2 separate regions of the Mus musculus genome follow, and region 1 is linked to region 2. Evidence: chromatin contacts called from ENCODE Hi-C data. All regions are on one chromosome and are shown on one strand. The core of a region is the stretch at or near the end of the contact, and the rest is flanking DNA. Distances in the headings are between cores, read along the strand shown. Region 1 holds the start of Spo11 (SPO11 meiotic protein covalently bound to DSB). Region 2 holds the start of Cass4 (Cas scaffolding protein family member 4).

What was found. A loop is a pair of places that touch in the nucleus more often than their neighbours do.
Region 1: a map of T-helper 17 cell shows a loop between it and region 2 (2.3-fold over the local background). The contact joins the promoter of Spo11 here to the promoter of Cass4 in region 2. A Hi-C loop is called at or near these places in 3 of 37 maps with a recorded cell type or tissue (T-helper 17 cell and v-Abl transformed pro-B cells).

What each region holds. Positions count from the first base shown.
Region 1 is chr2:172,973,785-172,981,285 of GRCm38, reverse strand. It overlaps Spo11 (SPO11 meiotic protein covalently bound to DSB), which reads right to left and starts at 1,444. Exons shown (of 13, transcript NM_012046.2): 1 at 1,262-1,444. The coding sequence starts at 1,392. It overlaps Gm52538 (a long non-coding RNA gene), which reads left to right and starts at 2,166. Exons shown (of 3, transcript XR_003953974.1): 1 at 2,166-2,208; 2 at 2,945-3,042; 3 at 6,880-7,501.
Region 2 is chr2:172,391,260-172,397,831 of GRCm38, reverse strand. It overlaps Cass4 (Cas scaffolding protein family member 4), which reads right to left and starts at 4,188. Exons shown (of 7, transcript NM_001080820.3): 1 at 3,827-4,188. The coding sequence starts at 3,862.

The DNA.
Region 1 (7,501 bases), core at 195-2,694, 590 kb before region 2:
AGACTAGCTTTGAACTTCCTTCCCAAGAATTCAATGCAGAAACATTAACACACATATACGCTCCTGCAAGTGAGCAAGCGCGCTCGCTCTCACACACATACATACTTTCTTATAGCACATTGCCCTAAAATTGATATCATGACTAAAAATTAACCATCTTAAATTGTAATGATTCAAAAGGAAAAAAATTAATCACTACAAGAAAAGAAAAAAAAATGAATTTTGTACTAAATAGTTCACTTGGCCACAAAAAAATCATGCCTCTTTACCACAAAATATCAAGACTGAACCCAGCTTTCTCCAGCTGGCTGTTAATTTCACAAACCATCAGTTTAAAAAAAATATATATCTCAATCATTTTAAGCAACATTGGCACATTGCCTAAGGAGGAAAGCCAAGCTAAACAAAGAAGATGGGCAAAATGTTGAGTTTTAACAACCACACAATTCTCAACGTTTCTACTGTGTGTATGTGGGGGGGGGGATAGATCAGAAAATGGATTTTAAAACATTTACTATTTTCTAACACAATTTTTTTCAAAGTTTGGAATAGGCTGAGACAAATACTGAAGGTCAAGATATAGTCAGGTGAACCGTAGGAGAGTCTCTGTAGTTGGTTGTGAAGAAATTACTTACAATATGTTCATCTGTTCCCTTCAGGTTAAAAAAAAAAAAGTCTTATTATAAATTACTTAAAATGTGATGATGTCCTTGTTAGTTCTGAGAAATTAATTAGTGGTAGTTCAGAGAGTAAACGCTTTTCACTTTCTCTTTCCTCTTCTATCCCTCACTCCCAAACCTATTTTACACACACACACACACACACACACACACACACACAATTTTTTTTCAACATGGGGTTTCTCTGTCTAACAGCCCTGGCTATTCTGGAACTACTGATTTCAAACTCAGAAACCTGCCTGCCTCAGCCTCCCGGTGCTGAAATTAAAGCCCAGCTTTCATTTAAAACAAAAACAAAAACAAACAAAACAAAACAAGACAAAGCCCCATAAATCCAAAGCAAGTCTCAAGCTCTCTGACTATAAAGGACACTGATAAACCTAGGAACTAAGCCAGAGCGGGGCGCCTGGAACATTCTAGAAAACATCTGGTGTGTACAGGGTCCCGGTCACCACCAGGGAGCACTAGGGAGCACCGACTTCGGGGCTCGGACGTGGCCTCCGACGCTCTCCCCACGGAGGCCACCTCGGCGCCACGAGGAACCTTCCCGGGCTTTCCATGGCCCTGCCGAGCTGCTGTACCTAGAGGCCACGCGGGTGGCCCCGGCAGGGGTCTCCCCTGCGCCTCTCTTCACCATGGCCAACAGGGAAGCCCTGTGCCGATCCAGGGCGTCGAAGAACGAGGCCTCGGGCCCCATAGGCGCGAACGCCATAATGGCGGATGCGGAGCCGCTCTGAGGCCTCCTGCCCCTGCGAACCTTTCCGCGCTCTAGCCACGCGCATGCGCACTGCACCACTGACCGCGGGACAGCCCGCGGAGCAGAGTGCGCAGGCGCAGGGGCCTCTGAGGCGCCCCCCCAACACACACACACACACACACACACACACACACACACACACACACACACACACACACACACTACCCTTCAGGGAGGACATGAAGCTCTCAGATGCAGATCTCTGGGGTCGAGGTTTTCTTGGTCTGATAACTTAGGGGAAATAATACTTGCAAAGCTCTTTTGGGGGGTCATTTGGGGAGGTAATAATTACAACTTTTCACTAGGACGGTCATGGACCTGGGGATAGGTATGGGAGAAGGGAAACATTTCTGCCTGGTTTGGCTTCCTGCCTCTGTACCAGGTCCTCTCCACCTGCCTCCTCCTGTGTGCCGGGATTAAAGGCTTTTTACTGTCCAAAACATGTTTGGGATTTGCTTTTATTAAGAAGATTGTCGTTGGGGAAAGCTCGGCGTTAAGAATTTTAATGCACTTGTAGAGAGCCTAGGTTCATTCATTTCTTAGGACCCCCGCCAGGCAACTCATATCTGCCTAAAACTACACTTCCATGGGACCTCATGCCCTCTGGCCTCTGTGGGTTCCTGCATGCATGTGGTACTCACACATAAAAATATTTTTTTAAAAAAAGTGAATTTTTAAAAATATATAAAAAGTTGTTGCTTATCTGAAAATAGTATTTCCATCCTAAGCCTTAATAGCGTGAATATCACTTCCTCTCCTTGCAGACCTACGGTAAGACATGTCTCGCTTTATTCTCTCTGAGCCTTCTAGAGCAGAAGGTGGGATTTCTGAAGTCCTAGAGGAGCCTTGACTCTTAGAACCGTATCCTTAACAAAGAGAGACTGGGATGAGGTAAAAAACTGACTGGACCAAAGTGGCTTGAATCAAGGTGTATGAGAGATGCTGGGACTGATCCCGTGAGAGCCACCTGACCACAGGCCCCAGTTGATAGTTTTTATTTCTAATAGTCTAGTGGCAGAAATAACAGCCTCCTCTCTGCATGCCCATGCTGAGGCATCCCTTCCCTCTGAGGGACCAGCCACACTTCCCTATACTATTCTGTAGTATAGAATAGAGTTTATTTAGGGCATGGATGGGGAAGGGAGTTGAGAGAAAGGGGGGGTGGGGATAGAGGAGTAGAGGCTGGCTATGAGCACATGGGGGGGAGGAAGGGGGGAGGGAAATGGGGAAAGAGGGGGAAGAGGGGAAGAGAGCAAGGACAGGAGAGCAAGAGAGAGAGAGAGAGAGAGAGGAGGGGGCAAGCAACCCCTTTTATAATGAGTCAGGCCCAGCTGGCTATTGCCAAGTAACTATGGAGTGGAGCCTAGGCTAAAAGCCAACACTGCGTGTGTGTGTGTGTGTGTGTGTGTGTGTGTGTGTGTGTGTGTGTGTGTGTGTGAGACCTGTGTGAAGAGCCTTTCTTTATCATTATCACACTCCTTCCTGTTGCCTCTCATGTGCTATGCAGTGCTGGTTACCAGAGGGATGAGGGAGCTAGGTCTCTGTCCTCAGGAAGCCCTCAGCCCAAGGAGATGCAGCAACTGAACACAAACGGGCGAACCTCAGGTAAGTGTACCAGGAGATAGGTACACTTGAAATGAGTAGGGAAAACTCACCCTCATTTTCTGGATGGAGAGTCTGGGCTCAGAAAGGTTGAGAGCTGCATGCGAGGCTGAGCATGCGAGCCGGTTCTCCAAGAGGGAGGCTTTGATGCCAGGTTCATGTCAGATCCTGGGGAACCCAGGGGCCTCCAGGGGTCTGGCTCAGGGTGGGCTGGCATTTTGCAGGGTTCTTCCTGGCGGAACTAGCCCTTTGTCCTGAGTGGTGGCCTTTTTGTTTGTTTGGTTGGTTGGTTTGGTTTTGGTTTTAGTTTTCCTCCGGAGGACAGCCACACAACAGGCAAGCTTCAGAAGGACTTGAAGAGGGAGGGCAAGGTGACATCACAGCTTTCTTCTGAGTTTCACACACGGCTCCCCTTTTATGTCCCTTGGAGACAGACCTGAATCGCAGGTCTACAGACTCCACCAGAGGCCTCTCTCCTCCTCTGGGACTTTTGAAAAGTTCTGAGGTGGCTGGAGGGCTAGGGAGGAGCCTGCAGATGAACAAAGATGCCTAAACCTGCAGATCCTTTGAGAGAGACTCAGGGTTTGGGTGCCTGGCGGGGGTTCCCACCTCCGTGACAAAGGTGGGGGGAGGGAGCGTTCTGCCAGCAGCTGCATCTGCCTCTGCCCTGCAGGCATCCTGCCTCGTTCTGTTCCGAGAGGAGTAGAGGAGCAAGGAAGCATTGCTGTGCTGTGTGAGCATTGCGGTGTGCCCGCAGCAGCTGTTTACAGCACCTGCACTTCAAAGGCAGCTCCAGCCCCACGATGGGAGACAGGACCAGAAAAACACAGTGGGCTCCAAGCAAGCCTCAGCCAGCACTGCTGGCGAAGAGAAGCTGTCTGGCTTCCCCGGCTGAGACCTTTTCATCCCCTGGCCCTCTGAGCATTTCCCTAGACTTTGTCAGGATGAAGGTCTTAGTTTCTTTTTCTGTTGCTACAATGAAAACACCTCCACAAAAGCAACTTGAGGGAGAAAGGGCTTGTTTTATCTGGCAGGAAGTAGCTGGTCGTGGGTCACCCACAATCAGGAAACAGGGATGAATGGGTGGGTGTAGGCTCGGCTCCATGAATGCATTTTATACACTTCAGGATCTCCTGCCCAGAGAATGGTCCTGCCCAATTAGAATGGATCTTCCCAAACCAATGAACTTAATCAAAACAACTGCCCACTGGAGCTCGAAACCATCTATAACTCCTGTCCTAGGGAGTCCAGTGCCCTCTTCCGGCCCCTGTGAGCATCAGGCACCCACGTTGTGCACAGACAAATATGTAGTCAAAACACTCATGCATATAAAATTTTTTTTAAAAAGGAAGTGAATAACTATGTTTTGAAGATAAATCCCCATAAGCGTGGTCAGAGGTCTGTCTCCCAGAGGATCTAGAGCTTGTCAAGTGGACAGTCATAAGAGTGCTTCCTGTTTGCTGTTGTTCTAGGCTTCACCCCACAGTTACCTGGCAACAGCCAGCTGTGCCTGACTCAGTATAAAAGAAGCTCGCCCCCTCCCCCATCTCTTACCTCTTCCTCTCTTCCTCTCTTCCCTCTCTGTCCCTTCTCTCCCCGTTCCCCTCCCCCATCTCTCCACATGCTCCCCATCAGTCTCTCCTCTCTCTCTCTCTCTCTCTCTCTCTCTCTCTCTCTCTCTCTCTCTCTCTCTCTCTCTGCCTTATCTTTACTCCCCTAACAACTCCCCTCCCCGTGCTCTACATGAACTCTATTCTATACTATATCCGTTGTATGGCTTTTCAGGGCATGGGGAGGGGAGTTGAGGGAGGGGAGGGGAGGAGAGAAGAGGCTGATCATGAGCATGTGGAGAGAGCATGGGCAAGGGAATGGGGAGAGAGAGGGTAAGGAGTAGGAGCAAGAGAGCAAGAGAGAGAGAGAGAGAGGAGGGGGCAAGCAGCCCCTCCTTTAGTGAGTCAGACACACCTAGCTCCATGTTCTCATCAGTATACATTATGTGGGTTTCATTATGGTATTTCATGTATATGCGTAGTCTACTTCGACCATAGCCATACCCTAGCCCCAGAACCTTCTTTGTTCTACTCCCACCCCCTGCTAATCCACGCCTCCTTCTCCCAACTAGATCTCACCTACTTTTATGTCTTGTCTTTGTGTGACTCAGTAAGCTTCGGAAGAATTATTTAAGGAGTTCTTTTCCCTGCACCGCCAAAGAAAATGTCTCTCCCCTCAACGCAGTCAGCCAGTAGCTGCATATAAACCCCATGGAAGGCCGGGGTCCTGTGAGTTCCTCCCCTTTCTTTCCTGGGGTCTCATTATATCTTGAGCAACTGTGGGAGGTGCCACCCACTATGGGGGAAAGTCTTTCCTCTCAGACCTTTCTGGAAATGCCCTCACAGATCCACCCAGGATTTGTCTCCTGGGGTGACTGTTGATTCTGTCAAGTTGACAATCAGGATTCCATGATGCCAAGGATGGGTGAATCTCATAAGATTCAAGGAGGCCCTTGCAGGCCTAGAGAGACCTAGGTGTACAATCCAGCTACAGAGACATCTCTCTGTGACAGAGAGGACAGCCAGGCTGTCCTTTAATACATGCACACACACACATACACACACACACATACACACACATACACACACATACACACACACATATACACACACATACACACACACACACACACACACACACACACACAGAGCTACCTGGAGTCTGCATGATGCAATGAGGAGAAGCCTGTGTTGTAGATTTGCTATGAGGGTTCAAGGTAACGGTATTTACAGAGTCCTTCACACGTCTCTCCAAACTGTACCTGTGGATGTTGACAGATGCTAGCCAGGGTCTTGCTGGGACACAGACACCCTACAGCACGGGGACTGCTACTCCCAGATTGTGGTCACTTGGAGTCCTTCCCAGGACTCCTGTCCCATGTCAGACTTGGAAGGGTGTCTGAGGCCGGTCTTTCATAACCTTCATCTCACCCACTGGGAAGCTGAGGTTTGGGGAGCTGAGGAATAGACCCGAGAATCTGTAGCAAGGACGAAGGGGAGCTGAGACCTGAATCTGGACCTGTTTCTAAAATATCAAAGCTTTTCCATGCTCTAGGGATGGGGACCCCTCCCCCCCCAACACACACACACACACACACACACACACACACACACACACACAGGAGCCCCAGTGGCAATCTTTTACCTGGGAACAAGGTATTGTGTTGGAACCACAGACCCAGCCCCCTGGAGCTGAGTGGCCTTTGGGCCCTTACTGCCCCTTGGTGTTTTGCTCATAGAAGCTATGCTGCCAGGAAGGCAGGGAGAGCCAAGCCCTGGCTCAGTGTCTTCACTAATTGAATTAGGATGCTCCTTCCGGTTGGGAAGGATTTGCTTTTGGAGCGGGCCAAGCAAGCCACGTACTCAGCTGCTTGGAGGCAAGAGACAGGCTTGACTCTGGCAGCTGAGGCGTCTTGGGTCTCAGGGCACGGTAAATGGACAGGGAGGTCTGTGAGTGGCGTTCCAGGTCACTGTCACGGGGAGAGTTTACATCAGCTAACTCCCTGAGCTTCTTGTGTGTCTGGCCTGTCTTCTGCTTCTGAGCCATGATCGGTGGCAGCCCACGAGACCTCGGTCCTGAGAGCTACAGATCACATATGTGTTTCCATCCTCTTTGGAAATCTTTTCATCTGATCAGCCAGGGACGGGGATAGGAGGTAACCTGGGGAGGAACTCTGAGGAGGACACCCCCCCCCCACCCCCGCGGTCTCCTCTGATCTCATCACACCACCTGCTCAGATGAACTGCTGGCTCTGTTTGCTTTTCAATTCCTCCCTTGCTCTCTTTGCAGATGTCCTTGGCTAGCTTCAACTTGGACGTTGCACGGTGGACTCCCTCTGGAGCAAAGAGCTAGATGCTAATGAAGTCACCACCAGGCTCCCCGGAGCCTTCTGGAGGCAGCAGTCAAGACTGACAGTCTCCTCCATCAGGCAGCCTGGAGTCACAGGCTCCCAAGGGCTCTTGAGTCTTGTGACTCAGGGCAGGAGATGAACACTCCCTGATTTGTTTCTTTCTCTTCTTATCCATGAATCTGCAACTGTACACCCCACCCCCCGCACCCCCCACATCACATGCAATCAATCAGTGTGCATGGTGCCTGTCAGACTGAGCCTCCTGTTCTGTGTCCAGACAAGGGCCCCAGCAACATCTGCACTCTGACCTGAGGAAGGTTCATCCCAGGCCACAGGTTCTCACTCTGGTCACAGGTAAATGGCACCAAGCCTGAGGTCACAGTGATCTTTTTGACTCTGGTTCAGTGTTATGCAAAATCCAGATGTGATTGGCCCCTCCCCAAGCTACCATGAGAGACATGTGGCTAGTGTCTGCTGGATGCTGGTCCCTGTTCATAGCTTGCCCTGCCTTGAAAGGAATCTACTTCCAACCTGGGGTTGCCAAGGCAGCCATCTCTTCCC
Region 2 (6,572 bases), core at 2,939-5,438:
ATTTGCAAAACACATGAAACTCAAGAAGAAGGAAGACCAAAGTGTGGATACTTTGCTCCTTCTTAGAATGGGGAACAAAATGCCAATGGAAGGAGTTACAGAGACAAAGTGTGGAGCTGAGACGGAAGGAAGGACCATCCAGAGACTGCCCCGCCCGGGGATCCATCCCATATACAACCACCAAACCCAGACACTATTGCATATGCCAGAAAGCTTTTGCTGACAGGACTCTGACATAGCTCTCTCTTCTGAGTCTATGACAATGCCTGGCAAATACAGAAGGGGATGCTCACCGTCATCTATTGGATGGAACACAGGGCCCCTAATGAAGGAGCTAGAGAAAGTACCCAAGGAGCTATAGGGGTCTACAACCCTATAGGAGGAACAACAATATGAACTAACCTGTACCCCCCAGAGTGTCTCTAGTTGCGTATGTAGCAGAGGATGGTGTAGTCAGCCATCAATGGGAGGAGAGGCCCTTGGTATTGCGAAGATCATATGCCTCAGTACAGGGGAATGCCAGGGCCAGGAAGCAGGAGTGGGTGGGTTGGGGAGCAGGGCAGGGGGAGGGTATAGAGGGCTTTGGGGATAGCATTTGAAATGTCAATGAAGAAAATATCTAATAAAAATAATAAAAAAATGCCTTTAAAAAAAGAAGAAGAGAAAGAGAACTGCTTCCCTGTATAGCCTGCTCACACACAGTGCTCCTGCTTAGGAAGCAGATGAAGGTGGTGAAATAGCTCAGTGGTGAAAGGCTCCCGCTACCAAGGCTCATGTCCCAAGTTCAATCCCTGGGACCCACCTGGTGGAAGGAGAGAACTGATTCCTGCAAAACTGTCCTCCTTTGACTACACACATGCCATGACATTCACCTCCATCCTCCAGACATGTACAGACACATGAAATAAATACAATGTCACTTAAAAAACAGAACAGTGAGGCACCACATTAACGAGGGCAGTTGGTTAACAAATCAACTGGCAGATCAACTGTGTCAGTGCAATCTAAGGCATAGTGCTGACTATATCACACTGTATGCTGACTATATTATACATGACATGTTGACTAATGATTGTATTCTATGACATGCTGATTACATTCTAAACAGTACAAGCCCAGAAGGCCCCGCACTCACTGCTCCTGCTCATTTATGTGAGAAAATAACTCGCCAAACATAGCGTGATGAGCACACCTTCCATTCCAGCACTGTAGAGGCAGATAGATCTCCAAGAGTTTGAGGCCAGCCTGGGCTAACTAGTGAGACCCAGGAAGGGAAGGGGAGAAATACATCCACACAGACACTCAAAAAAATGGAGTGAATAATCAGATGGAGGCTCCTTGGCCTGGGAGATGAAGACTGGACCCCCACTCAGGGAGGGATCCCCTCAGGCACCACCTTACTGGAAAGGGGTGTCTTGCATGAGCTGAGATTAGAGCACCAGAGCTGGATGGCATCGGTGAGGTCAGAAAGAATCCGTATTTTAAAGAGTCCTAGAAACAGGGCGCGGCACAACAGACATGATCTGGGCCCTGCCAAGTGAGAAGCAGCGCCTGGCTTTTCGTTTGTTTCTTGAGGCAGGGTCTATGTGGCTCAAGCTGGCCTTGAAGTGGCAGCAACACCCCTCACACCCCAACCCCTGCCTCCAGCCTCCCTGGAGCTGAAAGTCCAAGCCACGCCCCTCTTCCTCTCCCTCCCCCCTCCAGCATGAGATGGCTCTTTGTTGATGCAGTTCACTGACCCCATGGCTATGGTGAGACCACAGTGGGGGGCGGGGGGGGGGTAGCCAGATGTCTTCTTCTTGCTCTGCTTAGGCAGGGCCGCTGATTGCCCATGGGGGTCGGGGGGGTTTCTTCATATGCAAGATGAGGCTGAGAAGACCTGTCTCATGGGAAGGCTGCAAACGGAGTCCACACACTAAGGGAGTGAGGACTAGTTGGGTGCTCCATGGAGCACCTGGTGCACACGCAGTGAGTGACGGTTAGTTATTGGGCCTTGCACCAAACAGACAAGCGGGCTGTGCATCATTGCCCGGACAATACATATGCGCTTACAGATTATACTATGACATATAAAACGTGCAGAAATGAGTGGTGCCAAGTTTCAGATCTTAAAAGCATCTCAGCAGAAACAAAACAAACAGAGCCGACAAAGTTGTGAGAGACAAATAGGAAATGGGTTATTCCAGATTAAGGACAAGACCTGGCAAAGAGTGTGACCTTGAGATGAAGCCTTGAACTGGACAAACAGACCCAAGGGTGTTTTTGGAGACTGTTCTGACGTTCAAATGGGCTCATAATACCTATGTGAAGGTAAGGATACAGGTCAAACGCACAGGAATGAAGCATGTCCTGCTGTTGTTGATGGCCCTGGCTGAGGATGCCTTGAATTCCCCATCATCTTGGGTTACAGGCCTGTGTAGCCCATGCTGGGGACAAAACCCGGGCTTTTGTGCCTGTGAGACAAGTGCTCTGCCAACGGAACAACATCCCCAGCCCAGGAGGGAGGAGTGCAGGGCTGGCTATTTATTTTCACGAAGCTGAACAGCAACAGTGAGCAGAGCTGTAGCATCAGTCGATGTACAGACAGAGGCCGTATGCCGGAGAGACAGACTGCCGGAGAGACAGACTGCCCGGAACTGCGGGGATGCCTTTGGATGAAAGATTTAGTGGGGCTGGCTCAACTACTCACTTCCCCAGCGCTTTGTGGGGCAAGATTCTCAACTCAGATATTTACAAGTCATCTAAACAAGGAGTCGCCACAGACCCCAGCCCTGGATCCCACGCCCAACACTTGTTACTATCACAATGACAAGCAACATTTAATTCCGGCAAGCAGCCTCCCATTTAGCAACTGTTTCATGGCTCTTTTGTATCTACCATTCTATCACATTTTGAAAGAATAGGAGGGGACAGAAAAGCAACGACTGTGAGCTTCACTTTCCTTGTGATCTCTCCTCCTTCTCCCCAAGCCCCCGCATACAGTATGGGTGTGTGAAACCCAAAAGTTGATGTCACAATGTCCTTCTCCATCACCCACCCACTTTATTTGTGTGTGTGTGTGTGTGTGTGTGTGTGTGTGTGTGTGTGTGTGTGTGTGGAGTTGGAGTTGCTTGTCTTAGGGATGCTGGCCAGAGAACTACAGGGACCTTGCTGTCACCTCCTTGCCGTCTCTGGGGTTACAGGTACACGCTTTCATGCCTGTTTTTTTTGTTTGTTTTTGTTTTTTGTTTTTTGTTTTTTTATGTGGGTACTGGGTACTGAATTCAGGTCCTTATGCCTGTATTGCAAGTACCATCGTCACATCTCAGGCTCCAGTGCCCTTCTTGGGTTAGCAGTGTGCCATGCTATACATATGCTATAGGACCGTCTCTTGGTTCCTGGCCCAGACTTGCAGTTTGTACCAGAGTTCCAGTCCCCAGCGCCCAAAGGAACACGAAGGCAGTTCATGGGTGTCCTTATTGGAGTTAGCAAGAGTAGAGCCAAGGTCTAAGCTCTCTCTATTCAAGAGAAGTGAGTGCCCCAAGCCAGTCAGAATCCTTGAGAGCCACACTAAGCACCTTCAGGATGCAGAGAAAGAGAGAATGTTTAAGAAGTTTGCTGAGTGGTGAAGAGACACACAGTGGGGGCTTGGGCTGTCTGCCTCCTGCCGATTTCACCCCATCATTTCCAGTCATCTTGAAACCAACAACTGGTAAAGAGCAAAGCTTTCTCATTCCAAACCTGCCTGCCACTAATAACCTACCCTTCGTGTTCATTAGAGACCCAAAGATAAAAACAGTTGAGTCAACTGTTGCTCTCATGCACTCAGCCCCAATCAGTCACTCACCTTGGGCGCACCCTCTCTGATGCTGGTGCCTCTCATGGCTGTGATGTGAGCAGGGTCCTCGGAGTTCTGCCGCTGATATATCTGGTTCCAGGGACCAATGATGCAATATCACTGCATGCTGCTGGCTGGTTCCCAGGAGCTGGATTCTATGGAACTGTTTGCCAACACATGGAAACAGTCGAGATGATTCTTTCAAGTAAAGAGAGTCAAATGAAAGGAACGGGGGAGGCGGGGCCAGAGCTTCAGGCCACACCCACGCCTCCATGCCTGCTGTCCCACTTCATGGTAAGTGGAGGCTGACACTCCTTTGCTGTGTGAAACCACAAAAGAAGAAGAAGGAGAAAAAAAAAAAAAAAAAAAAACCCACCCTTCTGCTTTACAAGGTGAAGTTCCTACTTTGAGCAGCCCAGCGTAGGATCACACCGCATTCTTGTCCCTTGAAGACTAATGGAACAATTCCCACCCAGCGAGGCAACACATTTCCATGATGAAGCAAAGCTGCTGGACTTCCGCTGAGGGTCAGCATGTCTTCCTTCCTGTCCCCTGCGGTGTGACAGCTGGGGTAACAGGAGTAAACTGCCCTGCTCTGAACCCCACGTTTTCTACACCTTCACTCCAATTCTCCGTGGTTATATTTTAGCGGGCGCTGCTGAGAGCACCAGATACTGCCCCACACTTGGCTCTTTGTGTCAAGCGAGTGCTCTGAACTCATGAAGTGGAGTCCTCACGACTTCCCAAGTTTAAAGTTTCCCTCAACTCAGACCCAATATCCAGAGAGGAGCCACGGAGTACAAAAAAAAAAAAACCAAAAAACAAACAAAACCAAAACCAAAAACAAACAAACAAACAAACAACCCCAAAAAAACCAAACAAACAAATAAGAAAACAAAACAAAAACCCAAAACTAGCTTAGGCTTCATTTCATTTCAGCATAAGGGTCCCCTCTTCTAAGCAGCTCCTCCCAGCTCCCCTGGGATTCGATCTGTAGACCAGGCTGGCCTTAAACTCACCAAGACCCACCTATTTTTGCCTCCCAGGTGTGAGATTTAAAAAGCATGCCATAGCCAGACCACGGTGGCACTCTCCTTTGATACCAGCACTCCCAGAAAGCAGAGGCTGGCTAATCTCAGTGAGTTTAATGATAGCCTGACTTACAAAGTAAGTTTGGGGCCAGCCCCGAACTCAAAGTGGAAAAAAAAAGTAAATTTAAAAAAATTGAACCAGTGAGATGGTTCAGTGGGTGAAGCTGTCAGCTGCTAAGCTGAAAACTTGTTGGAGTTATTGGAATTACACGGTGGGAGAAGAGGACTCCTGCAAGCTGTCTTTCTGACCTCTGCATGCATACTGCCACTCGTGTGCATACTTCCCTCCCCAGATAAAATAAATGCAATCAAAACAAGCAAACAGATAGAATGCTGTCTCTATTTTAAATGGTCTTTAAGGAACCAGTGATCAGCAATCTGCAGGCGACAGTAGCGAAAGGGGGTGACAATGACTAGACAGGATGAACAGGCTCTAGACAAATGTAGAACCGGGCATGCTCCCACCCCCACATCTACAGTGCTGAGACAGGAGAACAGCTGCGACTTTAAGGCTGTTCTGGGCCACCTCAGAGTTCTAGGCCAGTCTGGACTACGGTGTGAATCTGTCTTAGCAAATAGAAGTAGCTGTCAGCCACATGCTCCCTGCCAAAGTCCACAGGGAAGAAGTAGTAATTTCCAGAAGGCTTTTCACAAGAGAGACACATTCTGAAAAGGGTGGGGTGCGTCAGATCAGAGGCAGTGCGAGCTCCATTTTAGGAAACGCTGTAGCTGCAGAGAGGAGTTGTGAATCATAAGAGCTTCAGCCCACTGCTCTGCACAGGGACAGATCAGAAGGCGTGCTCTCGCTCACCGAGCCAGGCATCCCTGGTAGCAGGCCACTCTCCATCAGTCATCCAGTTTTTAAAAAAACGTGTGTGGTGTTTTGCCCATATGTCTGTAAATGTGCAGGCAATGTCCACAGATGCCTGACGAAGGCGTCAGAGTCTCTGGAACTGCAGTTACAGACGGTGTTGAGCATCTTTTCAGCTGCTATGCCACTGACCTTAAGTCCAGATATTTACTGAAGTGATCCCCTCATGCCTGCTTCCTTCCTTCTTTCCTCCTTCCTTCCTTCTTTCTTCCCTTTCTTTATTTCTTATTTCTTGTTTTTGTTTTTTTTTTTTTCTTTCTTTGAGACAGAGTTTCTGTGTGTAATATTACTGGCTGACCTGAAACTCACTTTGTAGACCAGGTTAGACTCACTTGCAGAGATCCTCCTGCCTCTGCCTCCGGAGTGCTGGAACTAAAGGTGTGCACCACCACTCCCAGCAGCCCTTCCTTTGTTTTGAAATAGAGTCTCATGTAGCCCAGGCTGGCCTCACATTTTCTATGTAGCTAAGGATGGCCTTGAACTTCTGATCCTTCGGCCTTCACCTCCCAAGTGTTGAGATTATAGGCACCATACCCATGTATGTGGTGCTGGGTGTCAAACCAAGGACCTGGAGCATGGCAAGCAAGCACTCTGCCAACTGACCTATAGCCCAAGCACTCTGCCAACTGACCTATAGCCCAAGCCTCTGCCAACTGACCTATAGCCCAAGCCTCTGCCAACTGACCCATAGCCCAAGCACTCTGCCAACTGACCTATAGCCCAAGCACTCTGCCAACTGACCTATAGCCCAAGCCTCTGCCAATGTTGATGCTTTAAATAAGGCAGAACTCAA